2 separate regions of the Homo sapiens genome follow, and region 1 is linked to region 2. Evidence: read pairs that join two places in POLR2A ChIA-PET (ENCODE). Cell type or tissue: Panc1. All regions are shown on one strand. Links, peaks and the distances in the headings refer to the core of each region. The heading gives the core; the rest is flanking DNA. Region 1 holds the start of SBF2 (SET binding factor 2). Region 2 overlaps SWAP70 (switching B cell complex subunit SWAP70).

Region 1 (15,666 bases), core at 6,761-9,260, 550 kb before region 2:
GCGGCGAACAACTTTACACCTCGCTGAGACATTCACGTCTTAAAATAGGGGAGGACAATATAATTGCTTTTAAAATGCCCTTAATACAATATATAACGTACAAAAATATCTCTATATTTGAAGTTACAAAAAAAATCTTGACAGCAACAAACTTAAATATTGATAGTTACCTCTGTATGTACAACACGCATTGCACTTTTCCTCTTTAGGTTTTGGAAAGTTCAAGTAATAGTGAGGCTTGCGCCCTGGTGGGGTGACACGCCGTGAGAAATCAGTTTGTGGGCGAGCACGGCTGTGGCTCAGACCCCTGCTCCGGGGGTCTCAGCATTCATTTCTCAGTTTCTCCTCTCCTTAAGCCTGGCAAACACTCGGATTCTTCTGCACCCCGCCCCCTGGGGCACTTGCACCTGAGCAAGGCTAAGGAAGCGAAGCCCCCAGAAGGAGGGGCCCTTGCAAAGCCAGAGCTCGCCGCCGGACGGTGCCTCCCGGACTCAGGGTCTCCGCAGGGCTGTCAGAGCCCGGTCCCCACACCGCTCGGGAAGTCCTTCGTCCCGGGAGGCACCAGCGGGATGCTTGCGCGACTATTCCTTGTACCATGGGCGCCTAAATCCTAAAGAAAGTGGGGAGCACTTCCACTCGGGGGGGCTGGAGCCCCGTGTGCTTGTGGCTTAGAAGACACCAGAGTCCGACCCGGGCCGGCCTCGGGCAGGGAGCGCCGGCGCCGGCGGCCGTAGCCCTGGGGGCTGATCTTGCTCCTGGGGGCGACGTTGTCCTTGTCCTTATCTGTGAACTGGTAGATCTGGTGTGCCAGCTTCTGCACCGTGCACGTCCCGAAGCGGCAGCCAAAGCTCCGGAGGCCCTGGAAGTTGTTCATGCTCTGGCGGTAGCGCTTGACTCGGATGCGGGCGGCATCCGGACTGCTGCGGGCGGGGGGAGGGGGAAGAAAGGCAACTTGAGACCCCATCAAGCAGAGCTTTGGCCCCAACACCGGGAACGGGAGCCATTCTAGAGCCAGAGGGAGCTGGAAACTGCTCGCGCCATCTGAGCTGCGGTCCAGCCCCGACGATCCCCCGGGCCAGGGGAGTGGAGACAGAGAACTCCTCCCGCACACCTTCCTTCCCTCCCGTCCCTGGACAGCACAGGGCGTAGTTACCTGTCTTCGGGGCTTCGAGAGGCACCCTTCATGTCCTGGGGCCGAATAAGGGTCTGGGCAGGCCCGGCCTTCACGTCAGCGAGCCCGGTGGGGTAGCTGCTGGACATCCGCAGTTCCCTCTTCCCACGACTCAGAGCCCACTTATTCCACCTGGAAAACACAAGCAGACCCGATTCGCGTGCGTTCAGGTGACGCCCAGGCCTGTCCCTGCTCCCATTCACTTCTAGACCTTCGGGACCAACGGTCAGTTCCCCTTGCCTGCCAGGTACCAGCAAGGGGGAAGGCGCTGCCCGGACTCACTTCTTTCGAAACTCCGACGCGACATCCAACCGAGCGGTGTCAGCGCCTAGGAAGGCGAGCGAACCCAGGTACATCAGGGCGACGGAAACCAGCTTCATCCCGGCTGCGAAGCGCAGACCCTGGAAAAGAAGAAAGAGAGTCGAGCGTGAGCACCCGGGCCAGCTGCACCGCCCGGGCGGGGCACGGAGGGCGGGCAGGGGCCCCGGCGAGGCGGGTTTAGCCCGCGCTTTCCCTGGCTCAGACGCTTATCTCCCTCCGCGCAGAGAGGCGCCAGAGGCGTTTGCACGCGCCGGCCGGGTGACAGGCCCCGCAGGGGAGGCCGCTGCACCCCGCCAGGCTCCCAGAGGGTCTCTGCTCAACTTCTTGGAACTTGGCTGACGGAGCAGAGGGGACTGGGTCTCTGGACCTCCAGCTGTGTGCACGAGCTGGGCCCAGGATATGGGGTGTATCTATCTCTCAGAGAACCCTCCAAAGTGGGTTGTTCCCCTCACCCAGCGCTCCCAGTTTAGGGCCTTGGCAAGCACTGCCCCCCACCCCACCTCTTAACCCGCAGGGTCTGCGGCACCTACCTGCTAAGAGAGTGATCTGCCAAGTACTTGAAGGAGAAAGTCTCAGACGTCCCACTGGCAATGGCAAAACTCCGAAGTCCAAGCCCAGCTGCAGTGAGAAGCCCGAAGTGGCAAGGCTTGAGCTGTTCTATCCAGTGTCACCAAGAAACCACTGAGTGGCCAGCTCTGGTTCCTGTGCTTTATAAGCGCACGGGTGGGGGAGCGGCGGGGCGGGGCCTGGGCTGCCCGGTTGCCTTCCCTTTCTTTCCTCAGCCACGCGCGCTCCTGCTCTCGGACGCGCGCATTGCTTCCTTTGGGGCTGGAGTTGGGATGGGGGGAGGGGGGAGCGGGGGAGAGGAGGTCCCTCGTGCCCAGAGGGCTTAGGTATGGGCTCCAGGCGGTTGGTGCAGGAACTGCCACAGCCCTCTTTGGGCACAGGGTTCAGACAGTACGCCGGAGCGAAGGGGCGCCACTACAACCTCTTGAGGTCCTTATCCAGGACCCATGCGGCCCGGAGTGCAAAGCCTCCTGGCGAAGAACAGCAAGAGCCCGCGGAAGGGACAGCGCGGATGGCCCGAGCCCTGGACCTGGGGAGCTGTGGCCTCAAGTGGACCGCGCCCCCCTGCCGGCTTGGCGCCTGACCGGGCCGCGACCCCAGACTCCCGCGGAGGGGCCGGGGCAGGGACGGAGCAAAGCCGAGAGGAGCAGGACTCACTAGTCCCCCAGAGGACCAAGACCCCGGCGTTTCGGGGTGAGCTAGTAAGATTTCACGGTAGGGACAAGGCTCAGAAAAGCTAAATTGAGAATTGGGATTTGGAGGGGGGAATTATCTGAAATTTCAGAATTTTCATTTCTATTTGGAAACATAGGAATAACCAAAATTAGGAGGAAATATACTGTTTCATTTTGCCTCCTTGTAATCCTATTATGCCTTATAAGGTCATAACCTGAGATTGTGCCTGGCTGCCTTCATTAATCCATCGTAAACGTGAGGACTGACTGCCAGGGAGCACACTAACGCTTCACGTATGCTAATCATTTTACAGTTTACCAAGCACGGCCACATCCCAGTCTACTTTGAGCTTCACAGCCACCCTTGAGTCAGGCAAGGAAGGTAACATTCCTTTTCCCATTTCAGCAGGTAGAAAATTCAAGCTCAGAGAGGGGAGGTATCTGCAGAGAGGGGAAGTCACCCTGCAGGTAGGAAGCAGCAGAGTCCCTACTCGGCCCGACACGCTAGCACGGCCGACTGGGGCGCGGCGTGGATTCCTCTAGGCTGGGGTCACCAACTTCTCAAGGGGCAAAGGAGAGTCCTAGCCCCCGCCCAAAGAATTTGTGCCTGTTCATGATGAATCACGCTAGACACGTTTGTCACCCGTTTGTGCTCTTTCATCACAGCTTCTTCTCTTTCTTACTTCTCTCCTGGGGGCCAAACTGGGAAGGAAAGGCTAAGCCACGGGGCTTCCTGCTTCGTGCTTGTGGGTTTCTGGGGTCCTACTAACCACTCCTCTAATCGAATGTCCTGAAGCCCAGCGACTCGACGGAGAGGCCAAAGGTGCGAGACCACTAGCCAAACAGGCTTCTAGTCCTCACCTCCCGGCAATTCGCTGTGTGAAGGTGGGCGAGTCATGTCCCATCTCTCGAGTCCCCATCTTAGAGCCGGTCCCCAGCAGACCTTTAAGCTTCCTTCCTACTCTGCCATATGGCTCTGAGCTCCGGTGCAAAGGCGGCTGGGCAGTGGGTCGCGCGGACCTTGCCCAGAGTGGTCTGTCTGGGCCGCGCACTGCTGGCTTAGCTGCCTTTTCACTCTCGGGACTCAACAGTGGACATTGCACCTGGGGAAGAAATGGCCGCGCGGAAGTTATTTAAGGACTCTTCCTGGAAGGAGTCACCTGAGCGGACCTGAATTCCATCTGAGGACGGAGGACAGATTCCGGGCCCTGACCCTGGCCCTGGTAAGGGGTTGGGACGCGGAGGGTTAGAGGAGTGCAGCGCGGCGCACTGGTCTGGATCCGGCCGCCCGGCTGGGCGCAGGGCAGTCACCGAAGTGGCCTGGCCGGGCGACTAGTCCGTCTGCACCGCAGACAGCAGCTATTACTGAACGCCTGCTCGGTGACCAGGAGCCTCCCCAGCCTAACTATTGTTCTTCTCCCTTGTCTCCCATTTCCTTTTCCTTTCACTTTATCCTCTGCGAGTCAAGCTCTTCGCGCAGATCCAGGACTGGCTATCAGTCGCTCTGAGGATGCGACCTACTTGTCGCCAGCTTCCACTTGGTTCCGCGCCAGGACAGGTTTTACTTTCATTTCTCCCGCGCGCGCCTCCGACTGCTGGGGAGGTCAAGGACAGCTAGGCGTCGGCCCACGGCCAGGGAAGGTCCCGTGGTCTGGACTCGTTCCTTCCAGTCTCCACCAGTCCTGGGGGGTGGGGCGCGGCGGGGGTGTTCGTTCTCCAGAGAACTCTGCGACTGTACCTCGCTGCCACCTCGCTGCCTCCTCGCTGCCCTTTACAAAAGCTCGTGATTCCGTGGGGGAAACTTGAGCTGTGGCTCTGCCAGGAGGATCGCGAAGCAAGTGCCCTTGGTTCAAACTCCTCTTTGAGCTGCAGGCAGCTTCAAAAAGGAAAGCAAGCCCAGGAGTGTAGGGAGACTCAGAGGCTAGGCTCTGCCAGCCTCGGGTGCCTATGCCAGCAACCTCTTGGCTGTGACAAGAATTCCCACCTGAGAGTCTTGGCATGCACTTTATCAGCCTGGTGCACTTTGCCGCTCTGGCACTTAGAGATCTGTCACTTGAGAACCAAGTCAATTCTTTAAGTAAAATCTTGGATTGGCAGCTCAAAGTATTTTCCTAGAAAGCCCCTATCTTGGAGTGAGTGAGTGTGTGCGCGAGCGCGCACCCCGCTTGCATGGGTGAGTAGCAGGGGCTAGAGTGCTCCCCAAAGCTTCGTGGGTTTAAGTCGAAAAAAGATAAGGAGTTTGTTAAATCTGGGCATCTATGTTTTTTCTCGTGAAATCTCGAGTTTGTTTAATTAATCATCGTTAACGACAAAAAAAAATCACTAGAATGCATTTCTGGTTCAGTGGTTCTATGGAGAAGGAAATGCTGCAGTGGGAGTTCTGATCCTGGCAATTTATTAACATAAGTTGCATCCATTCAAGTGGCAGTGATTGTAGATTCACGTTGAGCAAGGACAGTACAAGGAAGGAAGGAAGTGAAGGAAGAAACATCTTTAAATTTCTGGCAAGAAAAGAGAAAAGAAAAAGAAAAAAAAATCCTTGTTAATGAAGATCTACTTTTTTTGTGTGCTCCAGAATTTCAAAAGGTCAGATTACAAATAAACCTCCAAACCACTGTAATAAATGTGTACATCCTGACATTAGGGAGACACACATACACATATGCTAAAGGGTTTTTGCGTAATGGTGTTTCAACTTCTTCACATTCCAATTGAATGATTTTTAGGCCCTATATCCAAGCCTGATTCTTAGTAAAGTTTGGAGTTTAAAAAAATATGTGGTAGTGGTTTCTCAGCTAGCACTGTGGACACAGTTCTTAAAGCCAGAGTGGCCATACTCAGGTCTTTCAGAGAAGCATTGAAAAATAATAAATATCAATGATATTAATAAGAATAACTAAAATGTGAGTAGCTAAGTGCATTGCATAATTATCTCAGATGCCTCCTTTATCAAACAGGAAATTTTATGATGCATTTATTATTAATATAGTTCAAAATGTCTTTTAAGCTGAGGACTTGTTTACAAAGTTCACTTGAAAACAAAGTTCAAGATGCATCCTGAAGTCATAACACAAAGTGATTTAGAGAAAGAACACAATCAGCCTTGTGGATTTGATCACTTACAAGGAGAAGTAAAGCAGGATACAAAGCCCAGGGCACTTTTTTGGGATCTCTGACTTCTCTAAGGACCTAATAAAAATATAGATCCTTTCCAGAAAAATGAACATGTACATAAACCGATTAAAGTATAAAATAGGCATACAGTTCCGGGAGGTTGACCAAGTTTAAAACCCTGACACAGAATAAAAAACACTGTTTCCATATTTTAAATTTCTGTCTGGTTTATAGTGGTAAGGGCAAGGAGGACAGTTAACCTCCCTCTTTAGGGCATAATATTTTCCAGAGCATCAGCATAAAGAAAAGTAATGCGTTTGCTGCCTCATTTTTGTGCTCCTGTACAAAACAGGCAGAGAGTAACAGTCAGTTCTTGTACATGGTAAAGCCAGAAGGCAAACCTCCCTGAAGCTTAAATAAGGTAAATTACTGCAGAACAAATGAAAGAGAAGAGATGGTCCAGTACAGTGGCTCGTGCCTGTAATCCTAGCACTTTGGGAGGCTGAGGCAAGTGGATCTCTTGAGCTCAGGAGTTCAAGACCAGCCTGGCAACATGGCAAAAATCCATCCCTACAAAGAAAAAAAAAAAAAAAGAGAGAGAGAGAAGAGAAAGTAGTAAACCTAAAGAAGCTTGTTACAATAATACCTGTAACAGGACAAAATGAAATTACTTCAAGAGAAATTTGCTACAGAGGGCACAATAAATGGCATTAATGAATGGATGATAAAAGAGATGATTAGGCCATTTGAATCATCCATAGCCAAAGAGAATGGTGTTAATGAAAGCAACCATCATGCTACTTGTCTCCAGATAGGGATCCTGTGATATCAGATTAGAAGCACCTGGAAAGAAGCAATTATTTTATATATGTATATATATTTATATATATTTTTTTCTTTTTATAGAGATGTGGTTTCATCATGTTGCCCACGCTGGTCTTGAACTCCTGATCTCAAGAGATCCACTCGCCTTGGCCTACCAAAGTGCTAGGATTACAGGTATGAGCCACTGTGCTCAGCCAAGAAGCAATTCTGATTTATAAGCCTGAATGAATTGATAGTTTTTTCATTCTTTCAACAAATATTTACTGATTATATATTATATACCCAGCACTGTGCTAAGTTCTCAACATACAGTAATCACCAATGCAGTCATCAACAAACTTACCCTCAACGAGCTTACAGCCTAGTGACGTAGCCAGATATAAACAAATCCTTATCAGAATTATGTATTTACATGATTATAAACTGTGTTAAGTATTCTGAAGAAAAAGCAAGACTAGGGGGATCTAATATTCGAAATGGAGGAAACAGCATGTGCAAACACTCAGAGATGGGAAAGAACTTGGTACATTAGAAAAAATGAAAGGAGTCCTGTTTGATAGGAATGCATAGAATGATAGAGAAAAGAGGCCTGAAATGAGATTAAAGAGGTCATCAGGGTCAGAGTAAATAGGACCCTTTCCGACATGAAGATTTTGCACTTTATTTATGGTGACATGGAAAACTATTGACAGGTTTGAAGACAGGAGAGACATGATCTGATATACATTTATTTAAACAATCGTTTTGGCTATGGAATGTGGTAGATAGATTAGAAAGGTGCAAGAAAGGAAGCAGCACGGTGGTGGTACTCTGGAGAGACTGCAGAGAGTCTAGTCCCCCCATAACATTTATTATACCCCCTCCCCACATACACATACTCATTCCATCCTAAAGTTCACCAGCTTCACTGACATACACTCTGTTCAGTAGCACACGGCCTGCTCTCAGAAGAGCCCACACTTGGTGGAATGCTCTGCTGAAGCTGTTTTGAAATTCTCCAACATTTCTGAACAGGCAGTCCTACATTTTCATTTTGCACTGGACTCCACATATTATGTAGCCAGTCCTGCTCATCAAACATGTGATCTAAGTAAAAGTAGCTTGTAAACTCTTACAGTACCTATATATACTGTAGCTGCTAATGTCAGGGGTACTTCAAATGAATGTTAAGATTCAACCATTCATCTCATCACACATGGACCGCAACTGCAGGACACTTCCTTTTTTTTTTTTTTTTTTTTTGAGATGGACTCTTGCTCTGTTGCCCAGGCTGGAGTGCAGTGGTGCCATCTCGACCCACTGCAAGCTCTGCCTCCTGGGTTCACGCCATTCTTTTGCCTCAGCCTCCTGAGTAGCTGGGACTACAGGTGCCCGCCACCACTCCTGGCTAATTTTTTGTATTTTTAGTAGAGACAGGGTTTCACCGTGTTAGCCAGGATGATCTCGATCTGCTGACCTCATGATCCGCCCAACTTGGCCTCCCAAAGTGCTGCGATTACAGGCGTGAGCCACCACACCTGGCCAGGACACTTTCTACGTCATCTATGAAGCCTTTTCTTTGCACCCCAAACACACACTCAAGGTAGAAATGGTGTGTTTGCTATACAAATTTAATTTTGAGACAGGTTCAATAACCTGCTTACTGTCCTTAACTTTTACCTATATAGAAAGTTTGAAACCATCGGTGAAGCTGGGAAAACAGTTAAGAACCTATTGCAATAATAAAGGTAGAAGGTGATAACGGCTCAAACTAGTGGGGTGGCAGTGAGGGTGGAGAGAAGCGGACATATTTGGGAAGTAGGAACAATAGGACTGAGTGATGAATGTGGGGCTGAGAGGCAGCTGTCAAGGGTAAGATTCATTAAATTTCTTGCTTAGGGAACTAAATGGTTGAAAATATAGCAATGGATCAGGGAATTTTCCACCACAGCTGCATAGTCTCCTTTGTTATGCTTTGGTAGAGACGATCTGAAGAGGCCTCAGCCCTGCCTGGTGATGTTTGCTCAAGTCTGACTCTCATACTGCCTCCTTGAACTACTGTGGCTAACCACAGCAAGCACTTGAAATGACTGTACAGATCAAACCACTTACTCCGCAATAGCCCACTAGGGGCAATGGGCTGATAAGCCTTGCTCACTGATAATTAGCTCTATTTTGTCTTTTTTAAAATTTTTTATTTTAATTTTTTGAACGGGAGTTTCACTCTTGTTGCCCAGGCTGGAGTGCAATGGCGCGATCTTGGCTCACTGCAACCTCTGCCTCCTGGGTTCAAGCAATTCTCTTGCCTCAGCCTCCCAAGTAGCTGGGATTACAGGCACCTGCCACCATGCCCAGCTAATTTTTGTGTTTTTAGTAGAGACAGGGTTTCACCATGTTGGTCAGGCTGGTCTTGAACTCCTGACCTTAGGTGATCCACCTGCCTCGGCCTCCCAAAGTGCTGGGATTACAGGTGTGAGCCACCGCATTCCATCTATTTCGTCTTCTAAAGCAAAAAAGAAAGGTATCTGCCACATACACATCATGATAGTGTTACATACCCTTCTTCCCTTCCTGCTCCCATCAGCCTTCAGGAAAACAAATCTGGGCTTGCTTTACTCTCTCTCTCTTTGGTGAAAGGTGATGGTGGTTATTGTAGGGGATGGTCTGGCTTTCAGCCAACCTCAGTAATCAGGCTGCCTTGTCAGGGCTTATCAGTTTCAACAGGCTGGCAGCTGTTGGCTGAGAAGCAAAGCACAGCTTTAGTGTATACAAAATATGTTCACATGTATATACAAACACACAGTGCCTTTCTACATGTACCTAGGATATGTTAAAATCTCTGTGTGACAAAATGGGCATTTGCAAATGGACTGGAAGTCTACTTATGACAGTAACAGATGAAATATGCCTAAAAGCAGAATAGCATTTGATTCTAGGCTTAAAAACAATAAACTTTGATTTTAAAAAATTAAAATAATTTAAATGAGTACTTGCAAATGAAATAAAAGCCAAGACATTTAAAAGGTAAAACAAGACCCCTTACCACTACAAAATTAACTCAAAATGGGTCAAAGTACTAAAGAGCTAAAACTATGAAGGAAACCAGTAAATCTTCATCTCACCTTTAATATGGCAATAATTTTTTAGATATAACACTAAAAGCATAGAAACAAACTAAAAAAGTGGACTTTATCAAAATTAAAAACTTTTTTGAGCCAAAGGACATTATCAAGAAAATGAAGTCTGGGTGTGGAAGCTCATGCCTCTAATCCTAGTACCTTGGGAGGGCTAGGTGGGAGGATTGCCTGAGGACAGGAGGTTAAGACCAGCCTGGGCAACATCATGATACAACATCTCTACATAAAAATAAAATGAAAAATAAAATAAAAATAGGAAATATTTGGGGGGGGGAATAGGGCATAACAATTTTAAAAAGAAAATGAAAAGACAACGTACAGAATGGGAAAATATCTGCAAATCATATATCTGACAAGGACTAGTATCCAGAATATATAAAGAACTCTTACAACTCAACCTCAAAAAGACAAAGAATCAATTAAAAAATGGGCAAAGGACTTGAATAGACATTTCTCCAAAGAAGATTTAGCAATGGCCAATAAACACATGAAAAGATCCTCAACATCATTAGTCTTTAGGGAAAGGCAAAACAGGACCACAATGAGATATCACTTCACACTAAGATAGCTATAACAAAACATAAACAACAGGAAAACAAGAGTTGACAAAGATGCAGAGAAATCAGAACCCTAGTGCATTGCTGGTGAAAATGTAAAATGATGCAGCCACTGTGGAAAACAGTAGTAACAGAACTACTTAATCCAGTAATTCCAATCCCAAGAATATATCCCCAAAATTGAAAACAGGTACTCAAATACATGTACATGCATGTTTGAAGCAGCACTATTCACAATGCCAAAAGGTGGAAACAACCCATATGTCCATATGGGTTGTTCCAGATAAACAAAATATGGTATATACATATGATATGGTTTGGCTGTGTCCTCACCCAAATTTCATCTTGAATTGTACCCCATAATTCCCACCTGTCATGGGAGGGATCCGGTGGAAGGTAATTGAATCATGGGGGCGGGTCTTTCTCCTGCTGTTGTGGTGATAGTGAATAAGTTTTATGAGATTTGATGGTATAAAGGAGAGTTCTGCATAAGCTCTCTTGTCTGCCGCTTTGCTCTCCTTGCCTTCCGCCATGTGGAACTGTGAGTCAATTAAACCTCTTCTCTTTATAAATTACCTAGTCTCGGGTATGTCTTTATTAGCACCGTGAGAACAGTCTAACACAATATACAATGGAATATTATTGAGTCATAAAAAATAATGAAGTATTGATACTTCAATGTGATGCTACAACCTTGTACTGTATCTGCCCGTAAACAAGCTGAGAACAATATACTAAGTGAGAAAAACCAAGACACAAAAAACCCACATATTGTATGATATGAATATGAAATATTCATAATAGGTAAATCCATAGAGACAGAAAGCAAAATGGTGATTGCCAGGGGCTGTGGGAGGGGAGAATGAGAATGACTGCTTAATGGTTGTGAGGTTTTCTTTTGGGTGATGAAAATGTTTTGTAACTAGATAGACATGGTAGTTGTACAGCATTGGGAATGTACTTAATTGCCACTGAATTCTACATTTTCAAGTGGCTAATTTTACAATATGTGAATTTTGCCCTATTTTTAGAAAAGTTGGGAAGGAATATGATAGCTGCCTTAAAAATCTATCATATGAAGATAGATTTTTTTTTTCTGGATAGTTCCGGAGAGCAGAATCAGGGGAAGTTACAGTAAGACAACTCTGAAATAATAAGGAAGAACTTTCTAACAATAGGGCTGTTAAACAGTGGAATGCGCTGCCTCCCAAGGAAGTAAGATTACTTTTTACTGAAAGTGATCAAGTTGGATGATGAGCTCTCAGGGAAGTTACAGAGAGGATTGCTGCACGGGGTATGACTGAGGTTTTTTTTTTTTTGGTTTAATTATTTTCAGGATCAAACTATCTTCCCTCCACGTTTGCAAATTCAGCTGATTCAGTTTTACCATTAGCAACTGACATAGAGGTCCTGGAGTTAAAGTATTCCTTCAGTTTCAGTTCTAGTGCAGCCCAACCCTCCCAATTTGTAGATGAAACAAGTGTGGCAGAGAAAGGGGAAATAGTAAATTACAGCAGAGTAAATCTTCAGGAGCTGAGATGTCAACTCTCTCAGTTCAGAGTTGGAGCCATTGCGGCTTCCTGCTGGTCGTTGGGGAAAATCGCACATTTACTCATTTAAAATATTTTGTAGGCACCTACTATATACTAGACGCTTTGCTAAGAGGCCTTGTCTTATGTGTAAATATGAAGGATCAAACCCTCAATTAATAGTGAGCAGTGATAAGCAACCACAAAGACAACTTCTAAACCACGGAGATTTCCAAAACTTTGGTCTACCACTTGTACAAATTCTACTAAAACTTCGTGAGATATTAACAAATGACAAAGTGAGTTCACCTGAATGTCACACCAGCCAAATTCGAAATGGTCAATAGGAGGTTCAACAAAAAAGCAAGCGACTTTGATAATCCCGAGACGGAAGGACGGGACCATCTATTCATTTTTGTGCATGTTTGAGCAGGGAAGTTGGAAGTCCACCTGCTCGGGCTGCGAGAGCCCTGGGACCGCTGCGAGGGAAGCAAGCCGAGGCGTGCGGGGCTCCCCAGGGAGAGGCCAGCCCAGTTCGGGAGGATCCCGGGGATGCCGCGTTCCTCGGTGGAATCTGGCTCTCCCGGGCGCTCCGGGGGAAGCCCAGGCCGACCGCCCCCGGCCCACCCGGCATTGAAACCCGAGGCTCCTTGGAGGATTGCGTAAAAGCCTCTCCCTCCCCCGTCTGCTCGGTGGCATGTTTCTAAAATTCCCATCTACACAACATAAACAGGAAACGTGCAGCAAAAGCCCTGTCGATGCAAATTCCTTGCTTCCAACCGAGGGCGGGAGAATTTCATCTTTGGTGGTGGTGGGGAGCAGAGGAAGCAGCCAGCTTTCCAAGTGACCCCTCAACTCTCCACATCCCTTCTTCCAAATCCAAACAGAATAGAGAAGGCGGAAGGAAGGACCCCCTGCTTTAGGAAAAATAGGGAGGCAGAGGGGGCCGTGAAGCAGCATCCAGGCCTCAAAGTGAACCACCTCCAGGGGCCGCGGTGGCGGCGCGTGGCGGGAACACGCCCGACCGCCCACTCCCCCAGCGCAGCAGTCCGCGAGGCCCGCGGAGGGTGGAGGTGGGCTCGCCGCCCGGGCTTGGGGCAGCCGAGCCAGCGCGGGTGGGGGCGGGGGAGGAGCGGGCACTAGGCGCCGCGCAAGCGCAGAGCGCGCCTCGGTTGTCAAACATGGCTGAAGCGCTGCCGCTGCCGCTACTGCCGCTGCAGGGAAAATGCTGAGCCCTCCCGGGCCGGGTGGGCGGCGGCGGCGAGGGCGGCGACGGGGACCCGCTTCCCGAGCGCGGCGGCGGCGGCCATGGCCCGGCTGGCTGACTACTTCATCGTGGTAGGCTATGACCACGAGAAGCCAGGTAAGGGTGTGGGGCGGCACCGCCCCCGGGCCTCCCCGCCCCCCGGCCGCTGTCCAGTGGGCTCCGCGGGGCCGGGCGTCGGGGACGGGCGTCGGGGAGGGCCAGGCCGAGTCTCGGAGGAGCGGGCGGTCGGCGTCCGGCCTTCTCGGCTGGGCTGAGCCTGGCGGTGGGCGTGGGGGGGCCGGCACGACGGTAGGGGGAGGGAAGACGCCGCGTCTGCCCAGCCCCTGGGCGCACCCGCTGGGCGGGCCGGAGGCGAGTTGGGGTCTCGCGACCCTCCCGCTGGAGGCTGCAGGGTACCCGGGGCAGAGAGAGCCCTGAGATTGGGCCCAGGACCGCAAGGCTGGGAGGGCGGGAGCCAACTGTGCTAAGTTCCTCGGGGATAAACTTCTGCCCTGCATCCTGAGTGAGTAACCAGTGACGCAGGGGGTTGTCCTCTCCGAAAGGAAGTGCTGAGAGTCCAGTGCTAACTCACCCCTGTGCTGTTGGGGGCCTAGTGACCTCCCCAAGGAACGCGTGGTACCAGGGAAGGGGACAGGATTCTTTGCACTTTTACCCCTTTCTAGGAAATGCTCCCTATTCTTTCAGGACAAATGTGACGGTCACTTCACAGTGACATGACTTGTCTTTTAACTAAGGACAGCCAGCTGACCGCTGAAGGTGATCTTGTTTCACTTTAATGTGTTTTCATTGTTCTTTTTATTTGTCACAGAATTTTCGTCGTAAGGAACAATTGGGCAAATGCATTGTATTTTACACTTTAATTGACGGACTTCCACAACTTAAGAGAATTCAGGGTTCATGCACGTTTATTTCTGTATTTGTATTCTCTTGTATTACTATGTAGCTAAGCATAATGTAATAACAAATTGAGCTGGGAAACCACTTCTATTTTAGGGCAATTCTAGTCCCACATTTGCAAGGAATTTGAGATATCAGCTCTACAGCCCCTTCATTTTTCAGAGATGCTGAGATTGTGTTTTCCTGATGGTTACAGCCATTGGTAGCTCAGAATACCATTGTTCTACCCACTCTTGGTCCACTCTCTCTTTCATTATTCCTCTCCTAAGAACTTCCTCTCCTTTAGTGGGAACCTTTCATGTTCTTTTCTCTTTCACCAGTCATGACCTGATTGAGGTCAATTGTTAAAGAGAAAGTTTAAATGTTTAAACTTCTGGATCCAAAATTTTATTTCCTAGTAATTTGGCATAGTCTGATGTTTCTTTTCTATCAAGATTAAGTGTGGGAAATCAGTTTTTTAACCTTTAGTTTTTAGTGACATTGTTCCGCCTCCCCCCCTCCCCACTTTTAAACAATTTTTTTTTTTTTTTTTTTTGAGACGGAGTTTTGCTCTGTTGCCCACGCTGGAGTGCAGTGGTGCGATCTTGGCTCACTGCAACCTCTGTCTCCCGGGTTGAAGCAATTCTCTGCCTCAGCCTCCGGAGTAGCTGGGATTTACAGGCGCCCGCCAACACGCCCGCTAATTTTTGTATTTGTAGTAGAGACGGGATTTCACCATCCTGGCCAGGCTGGTCTTGAACTCCTGATCTCGTGATCCACCGGCCTCGGCCTCCCAAAGTGCTGGGATTACAGGCTTGAGCCACCACGCCCGGCCAACAATGTTGAAACAATAACAGACTTGCAAAAAAGTTGCAAGAATGGTACAAAAAATTCTACCCGCCCCCCAACAATTTGAGAGGAAGCTGTTGACCTGATGCCCTGTCATCCCAGAATACTTTAATGTGCATTTTCTGCAAACAAGAATGTTCTCCTACATGATCACAGTGTAATAACCAAAACAGGAAATGGATAGTGATACAGTACTCCATCTAGTTCTCAGACTGGTTCAAGTTTTGTTGATTGTGCTAGTAATCTCTTTACTGGCAAAAGGATCCAGTTTAGCAATATGTGTTGCATTCATGTTATGTCTCTTTTGTCTCCCTCAATCTGGAACATTTCCTTTATCTTCTCCTGACTTTCATGACCTTAACATATTTAACAATTACAGGTCAGTCACTTTGTAGGCTGCCCCCTCAATTTGGGATTGTCTGTTCCTTCATGATTAGATACATACGAATATGCACGTGGGAAGGATATCACAGAAGTGATGCTCACTGCATCCTGTCAGGTGGTGCACAATTTCACTTTGTTTCATTGTTGGTTATTTTTACTTTGATTACTTGATATAAGTAATATCTGCGAGGCTTCTCCACTGTAAAGTTAATACTTAATTGTTTTTGCCATGTACTTTGAAACTATGTAAATATCTTGTTCCTCACTAAACTCTTAATCATTTATTGACATCTACATGGAGTCTGTGTGTGTGTGTGTGTGTGTGTGTGTGTGTGTGTGTGTGTTTAGTGGATTATATTCTGTTACTATTTGCCTTAGTCTATTCGGAAAAAGTCACTAGCCCACCTGCCCGAAGC
Region 2 (15,666 bases), core at 4,271-6,770:
TGTTTTGTTTTGAGATGGAGTCTCACTCTGTTGCCCAAGCTGGAGTACAACGGCATGATCTCAGCTCGCTGCAACCTCCGCCTCCCACGTTCAAGTGATTCTCCTGCCTCAGCCTCCCAAGTAGCTGGGATTACAGGCGCCCGCCACCACGCTCAGCTAATTTTTTTTGTATTTTTAGTAGAGACAGGGTTTCACCAGGTTGGCCAGGCTGCTCTTGAACTCCTGACCTCAGGTGATCCACCCGCCTCGGCCTCCCAAAGTGCTGGGATTACAGGCGTGAGCCACCACGCCCGGCCCCCAAAGCTGTTTCTTTTGTCTTTAGCGTAAAGCTCTCCTGCCATGCAGTATCTACATAACTGACGTGACTGCCAGCAAGCTCAGTCACTCCGTGGTCTTTTTCTCTTTCCAGTTCTTCTCTCTCTCTTCAAGTTCTGCCTCAGTGAAAGCTGCAGGTCCCCAGTTAGTGATCAGGTGAGGGTTCTTTGAACCTAAGAGGCAAACATGCTTTAAATACAGGAAGTATTATATTCTTCAGGATACCCCATCATTTTTCTACAGACAAAATAGTAACTTCCCTACTTTATTTCTTCTTTGAGGAACATGCATAAATGTCATACCAGCTAAAACAATTAGAAGATGTATACCAAGGGGATTAACTGGGCCCTCTTACCTATTAGGGGATAAGATTTTCAAGAGAAATTTATCCTGAACAGCTTGGTTTTTTTACATTTGGGCTAAAAAAGTTTCTTTAGTACAATTCAAATACACAAGTGAAACAGAAAAATAAATTTAAAAATAAATATATGGGCAGGGCGTGGTGGCTCACGCCTGTAATTCCAGGACTTTGGGAGGCTGAGGCGGGCGGATCACGAGGTCAGGAGATCAAGACCATCCTGGTTAACACGGTGAAACCCCGTCTCTACTAAAAATACAAAAAATTAGCCGGTCGTGGTGGCGGGCACCTGTAGTCCCAGCTACTTGGGAGGTTAAGGCAGGAGAATGGCATGAACCCAGGAGGCGGAGCTTGCAGTGAGCCAAGATCGCACCACTGCACTCCATCCAGCCTGGGCGACAGAGCGAGACTCCATCTCAAAATAAATAAATTAATTAAATAAAATAAAAATGAAAAATAAAAATAAATATATGATTACTTCATAGAGTCTGTTACCTGGTTCTATCAGTCGAATTAATCCTTCATGATGGGCCACTTTGTCCTTCCAGCTCTTGGTCTTATTAGTTGCCATCTCCAGCTTCTTTTTAACTTCCTGAAACAAAAGTGGATTTTGGACTATGCAGACACACGGGTAGTTTAAGAACCAAATCACAACTATTGGGCCCTTACTATGTATTTGTGAATTATCTCATTAAATCCTCTCATAGCCCATTCTAAGAAGTGGGAACTACTATTACCCCATTGTACAGAGTGAAAACGGGTTCAGAGAAGGTCAGTAACCTGCCGAGAGTCACACAGCAGGAAATGGTAGAGCCAGAATTGGAACCCAGGCTGTCTGATTCCAAAGCCTATTCTTCCACCATCTGCATACGAATTACAATGGGTGTATGGCCCTGTGTGCCAGTTACAGTTTACTGCCTCTCCACTCCAAATCCACCCTGAACTGTCCTGCTGGTGAAACTAAAATAATTCTCCTCACTAGCTGGCAGCATAAAGCTTTGTCAGTAGAGGGTGCTGAAGGGACACGAGGAGGGAGGGACTTTTCTTCTAGGTTCCACTCAGCGGCTCCTGTGGCACTCAGAACACCCACAGTGCTCACCACCAGTGAGTTTCTGTAGCACCTCCCTGTGGGCAGCTTTTGCCGGTGGCCTCCCAGTGAGCTTTGCTGGCACAGCACCTCAACAAACTTTTCTGCCATCTGTGCACCCTCTCCATGGAGGTATGGATCACAACACTGGGGTTAAGGGGCAAGAAGCAAAGAATGCTCTTCCAGATCCACTCCCTCCCTGGTGCTCTGCCTCAGTTTTCGAGGCAGTGGCTGCTCCCTACGTCTGCTGTTCCTGCATTCTCAAAGCCTTCTTTACAACACAGTAGGTAATCTCCTATGACAGTTAATAATGTTTTATATTAAACTTTCCCTGTTCAAATTACTGTGCAGTTTCTGTCTCTGATGGATGTATAATATATCTTATCTCCTGTAAAAACTCCCTCTTTTTTCTTTCTTACAGCTAAGCAAGATTCTTACTACAGCTTCATATTGGCAGCTAAGCAAATAATTCTATTATTGAGAAATGTTTTTCAAAAATTTAAATATACAAGTTTGCAGGGCCAAGTCTCATTACCTCGTACTGCTCAAGTGCTTGCTTCCGTTCTAACTCAAGCTGCTCCAGCTGCTCCATGGCCTCCTGCAGGGCCTGTTCCTTCAGGACACGCTGATTCTCCAACTCCTGCTTCTCCGCCTCGGTTGTCTGAATGGCCTGCTGCTGCTCCAAGTGCCACTTTTCTAGTTCAGCCCTCTTGGAAGACTCTTCCTCCAACAACCTACAATGTGGAGGAAAGCTCCAGATCAAATCCTGCCCAGGTCACCACCCTGACCCAGCAGACGAGGGAAGCATTTTAGACAAGAGAATATTTGAGGTCGTCTAATCCCCCTTTCATTCCACCAGGAGGAAAGCAGGAGCCAGAGAAGCTCATATTCACAAAGCTGGTAAAGCAGCCTATATGTCCTGCTCTAAGCTCTCTCAGTTTCACCCGTTTGTGAAATAAAAAATAACATTTATCCAGAGTTTAATGTGTGCCAGGAACTGGCCTAAGAGTCAAGTGTATTTTCTCAATTAATCCTCACAGTAAATTTAGGTGCTGCTACTCATATTTTAGAGATGGTGCAAGTGAGACACAAAGGTTCAGTGGCCTGTACTAGGATCATCCACCTGCCAGGTGGCAGGGCCAAGATTTGAAGTTTGCCTGGTTGCTACAACATGAAAACATTTTCATCTAGTAAAAACCTGTTACCATGGAAAAAGCTGATAATGAAGATGAAGAAAGGAGTGAACGCAGACAGAATAGAGATACTATTTATTGAACAATTGCTACATGCCAGGCCCTTGCCTCCATTATTGCTAATCCCCTGACAATCCTGAAAGGTATTGTCCCTACATTACAGATGAAGCAATGAAAAACCAAAGGGTTTAAAAGTATGTTGCACAGGTTATAATGGATTTTAACCCAGGTCTGTGTGACTCCAAAATAACAGGAATACCTATCTGGGAATACCCAGCTATGTAGTTGTTTAAATAAACTAACAAACAGCCAAAACCTGCATTAAAGTGTATATAGTGTCGTTCGATGCCAGCCAAGGACAGGATACATATCTAGTGGCTTGAGCAACAATATTATGGTAACAAAGTCAAGTCACATGACTGGTCAGTTACTACTACCTGCCAGCATCTGCTCTTATAAAACTAACAACAAAGGAATAAAGTAACAGACTATACCAACACCAATTTCCAAATTCCCTCTACAACTTCCTGCAAGGTTGTTATTCAACTCAGCTCCAATACTCTAGGTGATGGGCTACCACTCGTTGCCTCACAAATTGGGCCAGTTTATTTATGGGCAGCTTCAATTCTTACGAAGTTTTTTCTTATACTAAGATGAGTTCTCCCATCCACTACCCTAGTTCCACAAAGGAAGTATCTACTCCCTCTTCCCTGTGATAGCCCTTTCGCAACTGGAAGGCAGCTTTGTTGCCTGTTGAGAACATCCTTCTCCAAGAAGACCACCTCCAGCCTTAACTAATGGGACCCAGCTTCCAGACTCAATATCCTTCTTTGGAGACACTGAGGTCTCCTCAGATGTCTCTTGGAGTTTGATGTACACAACAGAACACGACACTACAGATGTGGTCTGACCAGTGCAGAGTTTATTCACTCAGTTGATGTGTATTTTTTATGTGCCTTCTACGTGCTTTTCTAGGCACTGGGGATATAAGAATGAACAAGACTGGATGGGTCTGTTTTTTCATTCTAGTGGTAAAAGTATGGAGGGGGAATGGACATTTCCAGGTGCTTAGGCTGCCCAGCCTCTGAACTCCTTCATGTGTCTAGGGGAACTGCCATAGTAGAAGACTTGATGGAAGGTAGGGCTCATTTCCCGCTATAGAATCCACAGGCCAGACACCTGCCCTCCCACCCCTTGGCAGCTAGGGTATGGTGGAGGCACAAGCTGGGCTTGGCTATGTAGATGCTCCTTCTGGAACTTTGACTCTGAAGCACCTGGCACAAAGAAGCAGAGCCAGTAGAGAATTCATCTTGCCGGTGGCAGTAATATGCAGTGTTGAGTGACAGCAGGAGCGATGGCACTGCTGATGCCTGGTACCAACATGGGCGCCAGCGGCATCCTCACTGGACTCTTCCCATGGCCTGGCTTGGGCTGTAGTTGGGGCTGCTCATCCCCCTGTGATTCCTGCCTGTGTTCAAGGCCTGGTCACCTGCCTTTCTGTGGAACTGGCAAACTATTTAAGAAACTTTCAACAAATTGTTTTATTGCTTTAGCTAATACAAGGTGGTTTCTGTGGTTCGCAAGTAAGACTCCTGACTAAAGACTTCAGTGCCTCACTCTTTTTCTGTGTATCGGCTTCCTCATTTATCAAAAAAGGAATAGAAACTACACCTACCATCAAAGGTTTATTAGTGTATTAAATGCGATAATGCACATAAGGTGTTTACATGCCTACCACACAGCAAGTACTGGTAGGTAACAGCTCATATTATAGAGGGACAATTATCTCATTTGCTCTGGACACTTCACATTCATTAAGGCTGCCTAAGAGTGTATAGGGTTTTGGCAACCACATTTCAGGGAAATGAAACTGTAGAACTTTTCAAATGAATTTCTATAAAGCCAAGTCTCCTGGATCCTGTACTTGTTCTTTTGATATGTTAAATTAGCTTCTTGGTCTAAAATCATCATTCTAGCCTGTCAACATCTTTTTTCTGAATGCTTATTTTTACATTCCACACATTATATATCTTCCCCGTCTGCAAATGAGATAAAGGAACAGAAAGCAACACACTCGGAGTGACTCCCAAATGCTAGGCATTACTCTAAAACACTCTGCATGCATCATTTCATTTCATCCTCACAACAACTGTATAAAGTTGGCCATTCTCTCAAGTTACACAGCTAAAAGTACCAGAGCCAGGAATCAAACCGTGGCCTCATTCCAGAGCCCAGTCTCTAACCTTCAAATATATGAAAAGTATTATATCAAATGTAAGAGGGACTGTTGTTCCATGTGGTCCCATTGGATCCATTCATTCATTCAAAAAAATTTCCCTGGGTACTTACTGTGTGCCAGGTACGAGTTGCTGGGAATACAGACACGACTAAGGTGTACTCCAGGGTGTTACAGATCCAAAGTGGGTAAGAGTTACAACAGGACAGATTATGGCTCAGCCTCAAGAACTTTCCAATAACTCGATTTTTCTTAATTTTTTCTTTTTTGTTTTTTTCTTTTTTGAGACAGGCTGGAGTACAGTGGTGCAATCTCAGCTCACTGCAACCTCTACCTCCTGGATTCAAGTGTCTCAGCCTCCCGAGTAGCTGGGATTATAGGCATGCACCACCACGCCCAGCTAATTTTTGTATTTTTAGTAGAGACAGGGTTTCACCATGCTGGCCAGGCTGGTCTCAAACTCCGAGCCTCAAGGGATCCGCCCGCCTCAGCCTCCCAAAGTGCTGGGATTAGAGCGTGAGCCACCATGTCCGGCCAATAACTTGAGTATTCTACATTTTAAATGAACAGTTTTCTTCTGAGTTCTCATTCAGAAGTGGCTAGATCACCTTCAGGATTACACATAAAAAAATAAACTTCATAGCAGAAAGGGTGACTATAGTCAATCATAATTTAATTGTACATTTAAAACTAACTAAAACAGTATAGTGGACTGTTTGTAAGACTAAGGATAAATGCTTGAGGTGATGGATACCCCATTTACCCTGATGTGATTATTACACATTGTATGCCTGTATCAAAATATCTCATGTACCTCACAAATATAAACACCTACTGTGTACCCACAAAAATTAAAAGTTAATAAAAAACTTCAATCGTAATTTTTAAAATTACAAGATCTGGCCAGGTGCAGTGGCTCAAGCCTGTAATCCCAGCACTTTGGGAGGCCGAGGCGGGTGGATCACGAGGTCAGGAGATCAAGACCATCCCGGCTAACACGGTTAAACCCCGTCTCTACTAAAAATACAAAAAATTAGCTGGGCGTGGTGGCAGGCGCCTGTAGTCCCAGCTGCTCAGGAGGCTGAGGCAGGAGAATGGCTTGAACCTGGGAGGCAGAGCTTGCAGTGAGCCGAGATCACGCCACTACACTCCAGTCTGGGTGACAGAGCGAGACTCCGTCTCAAAAAAAAAAAAAAAATTACAAGATCTACGTGTTTCAAGCTAAAGTTCTTGTCTTTCATTTAAACAATTTACTATAAAAAGTTTCTCTTTTTTTTTAAGACACTGTCTTTTTAAGAGACTGACAGAGAAAGAACTATCCATTAAAAGAATAATGAGATTCCAAATATTCCACGAATGATCGGCTGTTGCTTTAAGAAAGGAGTGAGCAAACAAATTTACAAGAAAAAAAGAAACAACCCCATCAAAAAGTGGGCGAAGGACATGAACAGACACTTCTCAAAAGAAGACATTTATGCAGCCAAAAAACACATGAAAAAATGCTCACCATCACTGGCCATCAGAGAAATGCAAATCAAAACCACAATGAGATACCATCTCACACCAGTTAGAATGGCAATCATTAAAAAGTCAGGAAACAACAGGTGCTAGAGAGGATGTGGAGAAATAGGAACACTTTTACACTGTTGGTGGGACTGTAAACTAGTTCAACCTTTGTGGAAGTCAGTGTGGCGATTCCTCAGGGATCTAGAATTAGAAATACCATTTGACCCAGCCATCCCATTACTGGGTATATACCCAAAGGATTATAAATCATGCTGCTATAAAGACACATGCACAAGTATGTTTATTGCGGCATTATTCACAATAGCAAAGACTTGGAATCAACCCAAATGTCCAACAATGATAGACTGGATGAAGAAAATGTGGCACATATACACCATGGAATACTATGCAGCCATAAAAAAGGATGAGTTCATGTCCTTTGTAGGGACATGGATGAAATTGGAAATCATCATTCTCAGTAAACTATCGCAAGAACAAAAAACCAAACACCGCATATTCTCACTCATAGGTGGGAACTGAACAATGAGAACACTTGGACACAGGAAGGGGAACATCACACACCGGGGCCTGTTGTGGGGTGGGGGGAGGGGGGAGGGATAGCATTAGGAGATATACCTAATGCTAAATGACGAGTTAATGGGTGTAGCACACCAGCATGGCACATGTATACATATGTAACAAACCTGCACATTGTGCACATGTACCCTAAAACTTAAAGTATAATAATAATAAAATTAAAAAAAAAAAAAAAGGAGTGAGAAGAGTTAACTGAGCAGCCTTTTACACAGGCCCTTGGCGTAAGATTATGTGCATTTCATTAGTGCCAGTTTTCCAACCCAACTCCAGGATGACTTCCCTTGATTTTTCTATCCAGAAAGGCCTATCCTGAGGAGCAAAGAACAAACCCTCTCTGCCAATCTGACAGAAAGTCCCTCTGAATCAGCCACAGCCTTCAGTGACTTCAGGAAAGAGGAACACATTTCACTTAAAAATGACCACTAGGCCGGGCGTGGTGGCTCATGCCTGTAATCCCAGCACTTTGGGAGACCGAGACAGGCGGATCACAAGGTCAGGAGATGGAGTCCATCCTGGCCAACATGGCAAAACCCCATCTCTACTAAAAATACAAAAATTAGCCAGGTGTGGTGGTGCGCGCCTGTACTCCCAGCTACTCGGGAGGCTGAGGCAGGAGAGTCGCTTGAACCCAGGAGGCGGAGATTGCAGTGAGCCGAGATCACGCCACTGCACTCCAGCCTGATAACAGAGCAAGACTCCATCTCAGAAAAAAAAAGGGAGCAGGGGGGCAAATTTGTCCATTTCAGGTTCCAAAAACTAAGAGAAAAAAAAATTTAGAATAATAAAATAATTATATTCATAAAATGCCCTTTGCACATTAAGAAAAAGTTAAATTTGTGTGCAGTACTTTCAGCATATTGGATCAGAGCTGTATGTAGAAGTTACATCTGGATTCAAAAGGTTGAAACCATTTTGCTATTGCTTAAATCAGAGTGTGCAAAATAATTAGCTGGAGTTTTTTGCCGTTGTTGTTTTGTGTTTTTTTTGAGACAGGGTCTCATTCTGTCCCCCAGGCTGTAGTACAGTGGTGCAAATGCAGCTCACTGCAGCCTCAACCTCCTGGACTCAAGTGATCCTCCTGCCTCAGCCTCCCAAGTAGACTTTTTTTTTTTTTTTTTTTTAAAGATGAGGTTTCACCATGTTGCTCAGGCTGGTCATAAACTCCTGGGTTCAAGTGATCCTCCAGCCTCGGCCTCCCAAAGTGTGGTGGGTGAGCCACACTTTGTGGTGTATTTTTCAGAAGCTTTGTGAGGTGATTCTGATACATAACATTGGTTAAAAAACCACTGGCTTCAATTATCCAAAATTATCCCTTATTCAAAATATCACTCATTCTATAAACACTAAATAACTAAGACTAGTATTTCTAGAATTATCTGGTTCCCTCTGTGATCTAGTCTCTGCTGTGTCATAATCAACTTCCCACAAAACTGCAGTAATACATATAGCATATTTCACCTGCGAATTCTTTGCACAAAAACAATCTATTAACTCTCAACACGGCTCAAATTATGAGGTGGCTCAAAAAATGTTGAGTGTCATGTAGAACGTCACTCTGGACGTCACATGGCACTCAAACATTCCCGTAGAGTGACTCTTCTGCTAAAATCACTGCCGAGTGGCACTGGAGGGGAGTTCCAAGAACCTGATTAACCTCACAGTGCAGTGAATGTGCACCTGTGGGGCCTATATATGCCTGGCAATATGCTACATGCTTAATTTTCTATTTAGAAAATAATTTTTCCTTAAAAAAATTTAAATTTAAAATCTAAATGTCCAAAACAATTTATTTATTTTTGAAGTCACTTTTGGCAAAATATACAACTAAAGATGGCTTCTTCTTTCTCTTCCTATCTAAAGATTAAAGAAACATCTTTTGCTGCTCCACATGTAAAATGGCAGCCATGGAAAATCTACCCTAGCTCATCTCATAACTGCTCCCCAAAACAGGGGGTCAGAGATCAAAGACTGGACCCTGTGCTGCTACTGTAGTGAATACTTTTTAGTGTTGTCTCCCATCCCAGACACCTTAAATAATGTAAATGGGGCAGCAAAGTAGAAACTGGCAGAGGATAGGCTCAATTTTTCCCTTTGGGAGTCTTCATTTTATTTTGTCCTCCCTGCTGCCATGAAGGCCCAAAATTGAGAATTTTCATCTGCGAACATGACTATCATAAAGTTCTAAGGGGAAAAAAAATCTAGGTTTCAAATACTTTTAAAATTAGGATTTCAAGTAGTAATTACTGAAGGAATGTTACCAATCCTGAATGACCAAATAGAAACTGCATATTTCTTCCTTATTCCTCAAAACCTGACGGCAACGTTGGCCTGAACAGGCCTCTGCCTGCATACCAATGGCCCTCTCTGGTCTGGAGCGTGTTGAAGATGCCAAGCTCTTATCAGAGGTAATTCTGGGTTTGTGGATTTTCTCGAATAAGACTAAGGGTACCTCATCAAACATACCTACCAGACTGCTCTAAAATAGGCCCTTATTTAGCCCCAGAAGCAAGGGTTTCCCAGCGCCTCAGAATGAAAAGAAACACTCCAGCCGGTCGAGTCTCCACAGTCTTTCTAATCTGGACAGCACCTCGAGCTCAGTCACAGCCAGAGCAGAGACACTTCTCCCTCTCCACCAGAGTGTTAGTCATTCCAAGAAACTGTATTAGCCCAGGCAAAGTACATAAAGGCAAAGTCTGCAAACAAATCTGGCACCTGGCCTGAAGCTTCCGCACTGTCTCTTCATCTTGCCGGGCCTGTCTCTCATCTTCAAGAGCCTCCTGCAGCTTTAGGTACATGTCTTCCAGCTCCCGTACTCGCTGTAAATACTGTTCCAGTTCAGAGGACTTTTGAGCAACCTGTTCTTCCATCTGCTGTCTGATCTGTTGGTATAAAAGGGTCTTGTTTAAATGCAGGTTGACTTCTTTCTCAGGGAAAGCCTCACCTCCACCTGAGGGGTTGCCCACAGCTGCAGCCTCAGCCCATCAGGGTGGCAGGACCCTGTCCTTCAATCCTTGAACTTAAAGATGGAGGAGATGAGGGTACCACACCCAATCGCAATAGTGAAAGAGTCTGGGAAGAGCAAATTATAACCCAAATTATGTTCTGCCCTGCTGTATTTTCCATCCCTTCCACTCCACATTTTAAGACTCAAGTCAAGAAAAAAATGTTTCCTTGTGTAATTTCTCTCTAAATTCCTTTCTGTCTTAAAGTCACAATCTTTTTACCAATAGGGTCTTCTCTAAAAGGAACGAACCTTTTCCCAGTCAGAGCAAACGAACCTTTTCCCAGTCTTCTTTAGTGTTACACTAAAGAAGAAGGAAAGGTCATCCAGCATGGGATTCCTCCCACACTTCCCTGGCTGTCTCCACTCCCTGGGGCACCTCCAGCCCTAGAGGAACTCAAGCATTTCAGTTAATCTGTATACGTTAATGGTTTTTCCCTTCTGGATTACAGAGTTTTGAATCCCTGCCTTAAAAATTACAAGACAAGAACATCCTAAATATAACAAACACATTAGCCTATTTCTCTGCAGTTGATAAAATATTTTCACTTGCATTAGCTCACTCTGTCTTCAGAAGAGTCATGAGAGAGCATGTGATAATCCTGAACTTAAAGAAGAAAAAGCCAATGTTCAGTAAGAAGGACCAGAGAGGAAACAAGACCAGACATTCTGGCTGTTTCTCTACATCACATTTGCCTTCCTCTTTTCTCTGAACCACAAACACATCTCTTTCAACTCTAAATAACAAAAAGTGACTAGAGGAAATGTCACATGCATCTATTTAGGCACTGGGCTTAGCACTCTCTGACAGAGTATCACTCAATGTGAGAAGACCTGTGTTCCAGCTAACCAGCTAACTACCTAAGACAACCTGGATCTTGGGTCTCTTGAAGATGGAAGCCTCTAGGATGAACCGGAGCTGCCAAGAGCAACAAATCAGACTCTAGATGTTCTCACAATTTCAGGATCTCACCCCCGCCATCCTTGCTTATTACAGAGGAGATATACCATGGAACCTATGCTTACTTTTTCCATAACTATTTATTTTCCAAATCAGAACTGTTTTGAGAATGAAAAGGAATGTTATTAATAATTATACCAGAATGGCAGGGACTCTCCCAGGCAAACCAGGAAATATAGTCACCCTAACCAAGCATTTATCACATCATTCCACAAATTTCTTTTTTTTTCTTTTTTGGAGACAGGGCCTTGCTCTGTCACCCAGGCTGGAGTGCAGTGGCAAAATCACAGCTCACAGTAGCCTTGAACTCCTGGGCTCAAGCAATCCTCCCACCTCAGCCTCCTAAGTAGCTGGAACTACAGGCATGTACCAACAGGCCTGGCTAATTCTTTTTTTTTTTTTTTTTTTTGTAGATATTGCCCAGGCTGGTCTTGAACTCCTGGGCTCAAGCAATTCTCATGCCTTGGCCTCCCAAAGTGCTGGGATTACAGGAGTGGGCCACCATGCCTGGCTCCATAAATTTCCACTTAGGAGTCTTGAAAACAAGGTTTATGTCTTTTGCCATTACATCTTTGGCACACTGCCTGGCACATAGAAGGTGTTCAATAAACAGATAATTAATGAATGAACAAACATGCAACTTCCCCTACAGCCCATTCCAGGTCAGTAGCAAAGCCAAGCTGATGACATGCCTCACTGTAGCCTCCAGCCCTTCCCTGTTCCCACCGACCCAGGCTGAGCTACTGCAGCTGCTTTCTCCAGCCATGTGATACTCACAAGCTTCTCTCTTTCCAGCTCTGTGCTGAACCTGGCCTGAAGTTCCACTTGAGTCTGAAGGCGTTTCTTTTCCTCTTCTGCTGCACGAGATGCTGCTTCCTCCAGTTTCTAGCCAATCAAAAACCCATCCACAGAAAAGCAGGTGTTAGAGTAGAAGTACATTAAAGAGAGAGAGACAGTCATACTTAAGTACAGGAAAAGCCAAACATTCTTAACATTCAATAAAGATAATAGAATAAAAACTTTTAGCTCCATTAGAATTCCAGTCTAACGATCTGCTGAATCAACATACAAAATAAATTAGGTAAATGAAAGACTATTGATAAGCCTGAACAACATTTTGCAAAGAAAGTTTTAGTACAGTCATTGAATTAAATTCACTTGGGATTGCATTCATGAGATTTTTATTTATTTATTTATTTATTTGAGACTGAGTCTTGCTCTGTCGCCAGGCTGGAGTGCAGTGGCACGATCTCGGCTCACTGCAACCTCCACCTCCCAGGTTCAAGTGATTCTCCTGCCTCAGCCTCCCGAGTAGCCGGGACTACAGGCACACACCACCACATCCAGCTAATTTTTGTATTTTTAGTAGACACGGGGTTTCATCATGTTGGCCAGGATAGTGTCGATCTCTTGACCTCGTGATCCGCCCACCTCAGCCTCCCGAAGTGCTGGGATTACAGGTGTAAGCCACCATGCCCAGCCACATTCATGAGATTTGAGAGCTATTTCTTGAGCTCTTTCTGTACAGTTTTTTCATCTTATACATTATTCATTATAACTTTTACCAGAACCAATTTCTAGAAGGGTGGCATAAGGAGCTCCACAGACCCTTTCCCCAACAAAACAACCATAACTGGTGAAAATTATTGTTAAAAAAACAAAACCTTTAAAAGTCTCTAGAAATTATGCTAAGGACATTCTAAAATGGAGAACATTTATCTAAGAAAATCTAACTCTCAGTAAGAATCGTGAGGGTCTGTGGCATATGATGCACTCCCTCCCCACCCCCACAGTGTCAGTGAGAAGAAAGCTCTTCTCCTGGCAGATGGAACCCCAAACAAGGGTTCCCCTCCCCTCAGCTCAAGCCTAGGGCTATGATACCTTCCTGGGAGGGGCAGGCTGGCTGCCAGAATTTCTCTTTGTCCCCAGCTGCATGTTGCAGAAACTTTATTCCAGGCAAGAGTGGCTGAGAATTAAGAGGAGGCCAGAAGCTCCATGAGAACAACACACTAACACACGGACCAGCTAAAAGTGTTGTTGGTTTGTTGGTTGACTGCTATGAGGTCTCGCTATGTTGCCCAGGCTGGTCTCAAATTCCTGGCCTCAAGTGATCCTCCCACCCTGTCCTCCCAAAGTGATTAACAGGTGTGAGCCACTGCTCTTCCAGACCAGCCAAACGTCTGACAGACAGAACCAGAGAAAGAGACAGCTAAGAAGAGTTCTCATGTAGTAGGAACAAGTCTCAAAGACTGACCTTAAAGACTACATGTAGGCCTGAATTTAAATGATCTCAGACTGTGAGGCAATTCAGGTTCCAGGGCATTATGGAGAACAACAGAACAAAATTAGTGAACTCTAACAGCTGTTGGTGTGGTACCAACAGAGGTGGAAAGCTTAAATGAGAGATCAGAGAAAGACACTCAAAGAGAGCCCTGCAAAAATCAGGGTCTTCGCAGGGTGACTGTGTTCCTGTCCAAGCCTGTGCCTCTGAGGAGCAACAGTCAGAAGCTTCACACTGTGAGGAAAACAAACTTCACTGAAATAGTCCAGCCAAGTCACTAAACAAATAAAGGAGCAAACAACAGCAGGCCTCTGGGGAGAGGGGTGGAATCAGAATCCAGAGTTGCTACCACACATTATCTAAAATGTCTAGTTTTCTACAAGAAATTATGAGACATGCAAAGAAAAAGGAAAGTATGGCCCATATACAGGGAAAAAGCAGGCAACGGAAACTGCCTTTGAAGAGGCCCAGATGGTGGATTTAGCATATGAAGACTTCAAAGCAGTTATAAATATTTTATGCTCAAATAACTAAAGGAAACCATACTTAGAGAAGTAATGGAAGGAATGACAATATACCATAAAATAGAGAATAATAAAGAGATATAAATCACAGAAAAAACCAAATGGAAATTCTGGAAGTAAAAAGTCCCATAACTGAAACGAAAAATTCACTAGAGGGACTCAACAGTATATTTGGGCTACAAGAAAAATCTACTAAAGACAGATCTATAGAAATTATGCAACTGGAAAACAGAAAATAAAAAAGAAGAAAAATGAACACAGCCTTAGAGAAATGTGGGACACCATTATGTGCACCAACATTTGCATAACGAAAGTATCAGAAGAGGGAAAAAAAAGTAGAAAAAATATTTGTGGCTGAAAACTTATCCAGCTTAAGGCAAAACATTAATCTACATATTCAAGTTCAATACACTCTAAACAGGATAAACACAAAGAGATCTACACCCACATACACCACAGTAAAACTGTTGAAAGACAAAGACCAAAAAATAATCTTAAAAGCAGAAAAAGAAAAATGATTTACCACACACAAGGGAACTCCTGCAAGCTTGACAGCTGACTACTCATCAGAAAGTTCTGACTAGTTCTCACCAAGATATTATCAATAGAAGTACAGTGTGACATTTCTAGGCTGGAGCACCGCATTGCCAAACCCTAGAACACTTTTTCTTCCGGCACAGTGAATAGCAACACTCAAGATGGCGGCTGGTCCATCAGCCCGGATTTCATAATTACACACTTTGACCCAGCATTCCCACTTCTGAGAATTCATTCCCTAGAGATATCAGAACATGTATGAACACATATACAATGACACAGGTACAAGATTATTCCCTACAGCATTACCTATTAAAACAAAAGATTAACACAACCCAAATGTTCACTAACAGGGAATGACTAAGTAATGACACAGTTGTATAACAGAATATTCTACAGCCATAAAAAAGAATGAGGTAACTCTCTTTATACTGATATGAAAAGATCTAAAAAATATATTAAGTGAAATAAACTGGAGGCAGAACAGTGACACTAGTATATACTTTTGTGTGTTTAACAAATGGGAAAATAAGAATGTATATTCATATTTCCTTACCTTGGGCAAGGGGTGGAAATTCATAAGTGGGGGAGGGGGAGAAAATCTTTCACAGCTGCCTTTTTATATTTGTATATTTTTGAACCTACCCAAATGATTATATTTTTTAAAAGAAACAAAAGTAGAAATAAAAATTTAAGTAAATTCTTTAAGTAAATCTATTAATTTATAAAAACTACCATGATTTCTTATTCCTTCTTCTAATTAAAATGAGGCCTGTCAAATTTTAAGAAACCCACAGATATGTAACCTAATTCCAGATGATTAAAAGATTCAGCTGGGCATGGTGCCTCATTCCTGTAATCCCAGCACTTTGGGAGGCTGAAGTGGGTGGATTGCTTGAACCCAGGAGTTTGAGACTAGCCTGGGCAACATGGCAAAACCTCATCTCTATTAAAAATACAAAAAAATTAGCCAGGTATGGTGGTGCACACCTGTAGTCCCAGCTACTTGAGATATTGAGGCAAGAAGATGTCTTGAGCAGGGGAGTGAGCATGGCACCACTGCACTCCAG

Evidence for each region. Peaks named below come from ENCODE experiments on the same cell type or tissue, not always from the same donor. Only the 100,000 strongest peaks of a DNase experiment are listed, where the experiment ranks them.
Region 1: POLR2A ChIA-PET joins it to region 2 with 14 read pairs; 22 of 35 experiments call an interaction of 5 or more read pairs at or near these places.

The regions. Positions count from the first base shown.
Region 1 is chr11:10,291,586-10,307,251 of GRCh38, reverse strand. SBF2 (SET binding factor 2) reads left to right here and starts at 13,033. Exons shown (of 40, transcript NM_030962.4): 1 at 13,033-13,237. The coding sequence starts at 13,183. It overlaps ADM (adrenomedullin), which reads right to left and starts at 2,179. Exons shown (of 4, transcript NM_001124.3): 1 at 2,023-2,179; 2 at 1,454-1,572; 3 at 1,154-1,303; 4 at 1-920. The coding sequence starts at 1,551. The coding sequence ends at 611. RefSeq lists silencers at 276-570, 1,588-1,637, 1,658-1,707, 2,388-2,437, 2,618-2,717 and 5 more and enhancers at 4,192-4,371, 4,392-4,471, 8,378-8,457, 8,538-8,587. In Panc1, for the core only: a CTCF peak has its summit at 8,788; no DNase peak of the experiment used is centred there; H3K27ac peaks cover 1,490 bases.
Region 2 is chr11:9,734,686-9,750,351 of GRCh38, reverse strand. SWAP70 (switching B cell complex subunit SWAP70) reads right to left here. Exons shown (of 12, transcript NM_015055.4): 8 at 12,032-12,139; 9 at 10,005-10,171; 10 at 2,296-2,494; 11 at 1,169-1,265; 12 at 1-488. The coding sequence ends at 382. Among named protein-coding and RNA genes, the nearest start is that of SBF2-AS1, 16 kb to the left of the region's middle. RefSeq lists a silencer at 4,644-4,693 and enhancers at 4,884-4,933, 9,777-9,896. In Panc1, for the core only: no CTCF peak of the experiment used is centred there; no DNase peak of the experiment used is centred there.